Linked DNA regions of Homo sapiens: all the other regions are linked to region 1. A link is an interaction called in ENCODE POLR2A ChIA-PET data of the cell type or tissue named here. Cell type or tissue: A673. All regions are shown on one strand. Region 1 overlaps MSL2 (MSL complex subunit 2). Region 2 overlaps PPP2R3A (protein phosphatase 2 regulatory subunit B''alpha). Region 3 overlaps PCCB (propionyl-CoA carboxylase subunit beta).

Region 1 (2,500 bases):
ACTGCACTCCAGCCTGGGCGACAGAGAGACTCCATTAAAAAAAAAAAAATCAGCGGGGCGGTGGCTCATGTCTATAATCCCAGCACTTTGGGAGGCTGAGGCAGGCAGATCACCTGAGGTCAGGGGTTCACGACCAGCCTGGCCAACATGGTGAAACCCCGTCTCTACTTAAAAATATATATATATACAAAAATTAGCTGGGCGTGGTGGTGCATGCCTGTAATCCCATCTACTCAGGAGGCTGAGGCAGGAGAATCATTTGAGCCCAGGAGGCAGAAGCTACAGTGAGCCGACATCACACTACTGCACTCCAGCCTGGGAGACAAGAGCAAAAATCCCTCTCAAAAAAAAAAAACCATTGTTAACTATAGTCATTCTACTGTGTGACTGAAGTACAAGACCTTTCCATAAAGACTCAATCCAACCATATTTGTTTCAAATATACTTCACAGCTTTCCATTTTCTACAGGATGACCAAAAGGAAAAAAAACTCTGTCCTTTTTTTTTTTTTTTTTTTTTTTTGAGATGGGAGTCTCGCTCTGTCGCCAGGCTGGAGTGCAGTGGCGTGATCTCGGCTCACTGCTGCCTCCTGGGTTCAAGCGATTCTCCTGCCTCAGCCTCCCGAGTAGCTGGGACTACAGGCGTGCGTCACCATGCCCAGCTAATTTTTGTATTTTTAGTAGAGACATTCACTATGTTGGCCAGGATGGTCTCGATCTCTTGACTTCGTGATCCGCCCACCTCAGCCTCCCAAAGTGCTGGGATTACAGGCGTGAGCCACTGTGCCCAGCCTGTCCATATTTTTAAATAACTCCAATCAGGCCAAAAAAGAATACAAGCCTGATCTCAAACTGGCAGGGGGATACCTTTTTAATTTATAAAAGGAGGTAAAAATGAGGTAGCAGAACCCTAACAATGATGGGAGGGAAAAGAGGCCAATTATATGCCAAGATTTGTTCAATATGTTTGAGAAAGTATTCTACTTTCTGTTCCATCCCGAAACATGTCCTAATGATGAATGTTTTCTGTATGTTTGGCATTGTAAAAGTAATCATTTTCTTTCATTATATTATTACTCAACATTTACCTGGGTATGTCTCACAAACATGAGAAAATGAGACATGTTAAATCTTTAAAAATTTAGCAAGTCATTGCTGTTTCAAATCAAAAGGAAGTGTAAAGTTAGTCACTGTTACAAGTCAGATTCCTAGGCATGCAAACTCTTAGGACAGGTTAGTGTGCAGAAAACTTATGAAGAGCTTCTCTCAGGATTATCATTTGTAAAGGAAGGAAGGAAGTGGCTGGGATGAACTCACAAAAAAGGCCTCAGATGACCCAAAAGAAACTCTAAAGCTGAATGACTCCTTAGGGTTGTCCTATGCTGGGCCCAAGGAGCCAGGTACTTTAATGAACCAGAACCTGGAGGCACACTACTCACAACGAAAGCATGTGACCATGAATGAGTTGCTCTCTTCAGCCAAGGATGATTCCCAGACAGGTCTCACAGCCTCAGCAGCACACCCACTAGCTAAAAGAATGAATTTCTTTAAGCCTTAAGTGGGGATTTGGGTATTACATCATGGCATCCACTACAATCAGTAATTCTGTAACTGTCCAAGTCTGACAAATTTTGAGTAAAACAATGTCATATATATTAATAGTGTGCTCCTAAGTGATTTGGCCCTCAGTTTCTTAAAGCTATTAACTAAATATCTAGGTTCTTTTCACAGCTGTAAAATTTGATGATTCCAAGACGTATGGCCAGGTCTATAAAGGGTGTATCAAAAGCCTTGCATTTGGGTATAATTAATTTTCACTAGGTATCATGTTGAGGTAACAGGTATGTATGTGAGAGTTTTATTCTACTTTGTATGTTGAAACTTTTTCTTTTTTTTGGAGACAGGGTCCCACTCTGTTGCCCAGTCGCTTAGGATGAAGTGCAGTGTCATGGCTCATCGTAGCCTCAACCTCCTGGGGCTCAAGCAATCCTCCTAACTCAGCCTTCTGCGTAGGTGGGACCACAACTCCTGGCTCAAGCGATCCACCCACCTTGGCCTCCCAAAGGGCTGGGATTACAGGCGTGAGCCACCGCACCTGGCCTGTATATTGAAATTTTCTATAAACGTGACAAAATAAAGTCCAATGAAAGCTTGAATATTTCTACTTATGTCAATTTTTTCATGCTTCCAAATTTACCAGAAGGTTTACATATTTAAGTATTCTCCCTCTCTCCACCTCTCATCATACTCATACTCACTCCCCGACAACACATACACACATACAGTACCCTTTTCTTCTTCCCTCCTACGTAAATCCTCCTCTCCCTCCAATGCTTTGGCTCACATACCTCCCATACTCCCCCCACCCAGTTACCTATACCTAATGTTATTTATACCCTCTCTCTCACTTCCACCTTCAACCTTCCTTCCTATAGCAACTCCCCATCCAGTTATTCCCTATGCAGAAGCTTCTCACCAGAATGTGTCTTCTAATGAAAGGC
Region 2 (2,500 bases), 70 kb before region 1:
AGGTAATTTTAAAATTTAGCCACAATGGAAAAATTTAAAAATAGGTAAAATTAATTTTGTTGTATATCTGTTTTGTATTTGCACTGAGAAAACATCTCAAATTTGATTAGCCACATTTCAGATGCTCAAAAGGCCACATGCGGCTAGTAGCTATACCATTACTGGGCTATGTAGATCTCAATAACAGTTCTTAAAAAAAAAAAAAAAAGAGAAGGAGGGAAAGGGCAGGGAAGAGAGATACAAACATTTTCAAGGACTGAAGGATTCAGTTTCCAAACTGAATAGGCTCTCAGAAAAGCCCAGCCAAATAGATGAGCTAGATCTCAACCAAGGCCATCATGATATTTCAAACTACTAAGGACTCAGAGAAACCTCTGCGGGCTTCTAAGAGGCAAAAAACAAAATGGGTTACAGTCAAAGGAATAGATACCAATAAAGCTTTAGACTTCTCATCAATACTGGATAAACAATGGATCAATACTTTTTAAAGTATGAGGGAAAAGGCCAGGCGCAGGAGCTCACAACTAAAATTCCAGCACTTTGGGAGGCCAAGACAGGAGGATCCCTTGAGGCCAGGAGTTCGAGACCAGTGTGGGCAATATAGTGAGACCCTGTCTCTACCAAAAAAAAAAGAACTTTTATTATTATTATTATTAAAAATTAGCCAGGCTAGGCGCCGTGGCTCACGCCTGTAATCCCAGCACTTTGGGAGGCCTAGGCGGGCAGATCACCTGAGGTCAGAAATTCGAGACCAGCCTGGTCAATATGGTGAAACCCCGTCTCTCCTTAAAAAAAAAAAAAAAATTAGTTGAGCATGGCGGCAGGCACCTGTCATCCCAGCTACTTAGGAGGCTGAGGCAGAAGAATCACTTGAACCCGGGAGGCAGAGGTTGCGGTGCCAAGATCACACCACTGCACTCCAGCCTGGGCAATAGAGTGATAGAGTGAGATGCCATCTGAAAAAAAAATTTAGCTAGGCATCGTGGCATGCACCTGTAGTTCCAGCTACTTGGGAAGATTGCTTGAGGCCAGGAGTTCAAGGCTGCAGTGAGCCATGTTGTGCCTCTACTCCAGCCTGGGCAGCAGAGTGAGACCCCATCTCTAAAGTTAAAACAAAAAATCTGAAGGCAAAACACCACAAACCTCTAATTCTATAACTAGCCAAAATACCAACCATATTAGAGGGTAGAAAAAAGGCATTTTCAAAGACCCAAGATCTCAAAAAATGTACCTGCCATGCTCTTTCATTCAAGAAGCTACTAGAGAATGCGCAGAGTAACAAAATAATGAGGAAACAAAGAATGAGGAAAATGCAAGAAACAAGAATTAGGAGAAAGGCGAAAGGAATCCCTGGATGAAACTGAGCGAGGCCTAGAGACTAAGCAGCCCAGATTAGAGTAGGTCAGAAGCAACCAAGGAAGACTTCATCAAGAACATGCAATTGACAGAGCACCTCATGGAACTGAGTGTGGATTTAGACAACTGGCAGAATTTGGGGGTTGAATTAGTAGCAAGTACACAGAAAACTAAGCAAATAGATAAAAGAAAAATATAAAATTATAAATTCTGAATGTTGAGCAAGTTAACTGTGTTAAGAGGATGAGAAGGGCGTGTAGGTAAAGTGGTGACAAATTACAGAAGAACTAAAGTTCAACTTTCATAATGTGAAATCTACTTTTTGTTTGGTTGGTTGGTTGTTTAGTTGGTTTTTATCTTGAGGCGGGAGTCTCGTTCTTTCACCCAGGCTGGAGTGCAGCAGCGCAGTCTTGGCTCACTGCACCCTCCACCTCCCAGGTTCAAACAATCCTCCCACCTCAGCCGCCCAAGTAGCTGAGATTACAGGCATGCACCACCATGCGCAGCTAGTTTTTTGTATTTTTAGTAGAGATAGGGTTTCACCATGTTGGCCAGGCTGATCTCAAACTCCTGACCTGAAGTGATCTGCCCACCTCAGTCTCCCAAAGTGCTGGGATTACAGGCATGAGCCACCGTGCCCAGCCTCTAATAATAGTTCTGAAAATAAATACAAGAAAGGAGCGATATAGACGTGTTATCTGAAAATAGGAAGGTAAAAAGCAAAATGGGGTTGAACACGGTTGATTCTGGGTGGAAAAATAAAGGGAAGAAGGGGTCCGCCATTTTCTCTAACAAACTTTGTAAAACTATATCTAAGCCTGAAGTGTATGTAATATGTAACTTTTACTTTAAAAGAAACATACTAAATCTGGATAAATAAAAGGTCTTTACCAGGCCCATGATAATGATTGTCCTTATCATCTAGCATTGAGTATTGGTTCCGCTGCATGGATGTGGATGGAGACGGTGTACTCTCCATGTATGAGCTGGAGTACTTCTATGAGGAGCAGTGTGAACGGATGGAAGCCATGGGAATTGAGCCCTTGCCATTCCATGATTTACTGTGCCAGATGCTTGACCTAGTGAAGCCAGCTGTTGATGGTGAGACCAAGCAATGGGACAGATGCACTGTTCACCTATGTAT
Region 3 (2,500 bases), 86 kb after region 1:
CCCTCCCATGAACAGCCCTTGCTTTGCTTACTAAATTGTCTGTGATGACATCACTGAGTGATCTTTGTTCCATTGTAGGGAAAGCTAACAGCCAGGGAGAGGATCAGTCTCTTGCTGGACCCTGGCAGCTTTGTTGAGAGCGACATGTTTGTGGAACACAGATGTGCAGATTTTGGAATGGCTGCTGATAAGAATAAGGTATTTGTTCAAATGGTGGTGTGAACACTTTTTAGGTGTGGCTCAGCTGGCCTACCCACTAGAATAATAATAAATCTATAAGGCTTTTATCTGAAGTCCTCTGCAGAGGCACTGCAGACATCAAGCCCAGATAATTTTTGTATTTTTAGTAGAGATGGGCTTTCGCCATGTTGGTCAGGCTGGCCTTGAACTCCTGGCTTCAAGCAATCCACCCACCTCGGACTCCCAAAGTGTTGGGACTACAGGCGTGAGCGACCGTACCCTGCCTTGTGTTTCTTTATACGTCCTCCTTCATGTAAGCATAGAGAAGTGGTGGCCCTGGGTCTTGATTGTTTTGCTTTTAGGAGGGTACATAAGGCCTAAGATGACAGTGCCATTCACTCCTATTGATGAAGTAGTAGCCCTGTGCTTGCTGTTGTAGAGCTGGGAAAGTGGGGTGGGATTCCTTCATGTTCCTTGTTCATATTGACGTTTTAGGAATTTGGGTTTTGTTTTTGTCTTTCATTGAGGCATAGTGGCCAAACTCATTAGAAGAAGTATTTGGATTTTTTAACCTTTATTTTTGCATTTTTCTGGTAGTTTCCTGGAGACAGCGTGGTCACTGGACGAGGCCGAATCAATGGAAGATTGGTTTATGTCTTCAGTCAGGTATTTCATAACTCCAATAGTCTGAACTTTTCTTGGAGGGCAGAGCCAAGAGGAAAATATGTGAAAGAAGCCAATCTTGGGGAATGAAAACTTGCTTGTAGTTTGGGGAAAATGAGGGATTTGCTTTGCTTTTCAGTGCGTGTTTCCAGAATATTGTGTGTTTTTTACTTAGGAAGAGTCCTTAGTCTGTTTTGGGGGGGATCACAGGGCACTAGCCTTGTACAAAGGTATCCCAAGAACCAGGAATTTATTCCAAGTGAATGAGATTCCTCTTAGCTGGGTTGGGTGTGTGCCTGTAGGGCATCTGTGTCCTGGGCAGTGTATGTGGACTAGAGAGAGTGCAGTGGGTGCAGCCTCGCAAAGGGGACTTGACTCTCAGAACCAGAGTCCCCCTGAGCTTTGGGCTTTCATGAATATGTTCAGAAAATTTTATCAGGGTGCATCAAGACAGATACAGTTTGTTCACACACATAGCCAAAGCTATCAATATGTTATTTTACACGCAAAAGGGAATGAAGGTTGTTAATCAGCTGGCCTTGCAATAGGGAGAGTAGCCTGATTTATCCAGGTGGGCCCAATATAATCACAGGGTCCTTAAAAGTGGAAGAGGGAGGTAGAAGAGGAGCTTATAAGGATGTGATATGAGAAGGACATGATCTGCAGTACCTGGCTTTGAAGATGGGAGAAGGGGACCATCAGCAAAGGAGTGCCCATGGTCTCTAGGAGCTGGTAAAGGCAAGAAAACACATTTTCCCCTGGAGCCTCCAGAAGGGAGCACAGTCCTGCCAACCTTAATTTTAGCCCAGTCAATCCTGTGTAGCGCTTCTAAATTATAGAACTATAAGATAATACATTTGTGTTGTTTCAAGGCACTGAATTTATATTAATTTGTTATAGCGGTAATAGAAAACTAACACAGAATATGTTGTGTACTATTTTGGATTTGACTTTTTTCTCTCCAGAGGTGGAAATATGTATATAATTTAAAATGCTTAGGTCTTTTTACAGACCTAAAGTTTGATATTAAAATTGGCTAGGCGTGGTGGCTCATGCCTGTAGTCCCAGTACTTTGGGAGGCTGAGATGGGTGGATCACCTGAGGTCAGGAGTTTGAGACCAGCTGGCCAACATGGCGAAACTCCATCTCTACTAAAAACACAAAAATTAGCTGGGTGTTGTGGGTGCCTGTAATCCCAGCTACTTGGGAGGCTGAGGCAGGAGAATCGCTTGAACCTGGGAGGCGGAGGTTGCAGTGAGCCGAGTTTGCGCCACTGCACTCGAGCCTGGGTGGCAGAGTGAGACTCCATCTCAAACAAAAAAATAATAAAATAGTTATACTTGGTTAATTTAAAATCTGTCGTAGTTAGTATGCATTTACCAATTAAATTACCTTTGAAATGTTTTAAAACTGTTATAAATTGGTCTACCAAATGCCGAAATAGAAGGAATCACATTTGTTTTGTGCAATTTATGAGAGCTGAGAAAAACTTGTACAGAAGGAACCATTGAAAAGAGAGATAGAACAAAGATGTTTTCTGGACATGATGTTCACTCACCACTATTAAGCAGATGGAAGAATTCACTGAATTGATACTTTTGACCACCTCTTATGCTCATGTGGTAGGGTGGGAGTGAGGAGAAGGTGGAGATGACTG

Evidence for each region. ChIA-PET counts read pairs that join two places held together with the same protein. Peaks named below come from ENCODE experiments on the same cell type or tissue, not always from the same donor. Only the 100,000 strongest peaks of a DNase experiment are listed, where the experiment ranks them.
Region 2: POLR2A ChIA-PET joins it to region 1 with 7 read pairs; 4 of 35 experiments call an interaction of 5 or more read pairs at or near these places.
Region 3: POLR2A ChIA-PET joins it to region 1 with 7 read pairs; 7 of 35 experiments call an interaction of 5 or more read pairs at or near these places.

The regions. Positions count from the first base shown.
Region 1 is chr3:136,170,011-136,172,510 of GRCh38, forward strand. All of the region lies in intron 1 of MSL2 (MSL complex subunit 2), which reads right to left. Among named protein-coding and RNA genes, the nearest start is that of MSL2, 25 kb to the right of the region's middle. In A673, no CTCF peak of the experiment used is centred here; no DNase peak of the experiment used is centred here; H3K27ac peaks cover 498 bases.
Region 2 is chr3:136,099,726-136,102,225 of GRCh38, forward strand. PPP2R3A (protein phosphatase 2 regulatory subunit B''alpha) reads left to right here. Exons shown (of 14, transcript NM_002718.5): 11 at 2,282-2,457. Among named protein-coding and RNA genes, the nearest start is that of MSL2, 95 kb to the right of the region's middle. In A673, no CTCF peak of the experiment used is centred here; no DNase peak of the experiment used is centred here.
Region 3 is chr3:136,255,778-136,258,277 of GRCh38, forward strand. PCCB (propionyl-CoA carboxylase subunit beta) reads left to right here. Exons shown (of 15, transcript NM_000532.5): 2 at 79-198; 3 at 778-846. Among named protein-coding and RNA genes, the nearest start is that of PCCB, 6.7 kb to the left of the region's middle. In A673, no CTCF peak of the experiment used is centred here; no DNase peak of the experiment used is centred here.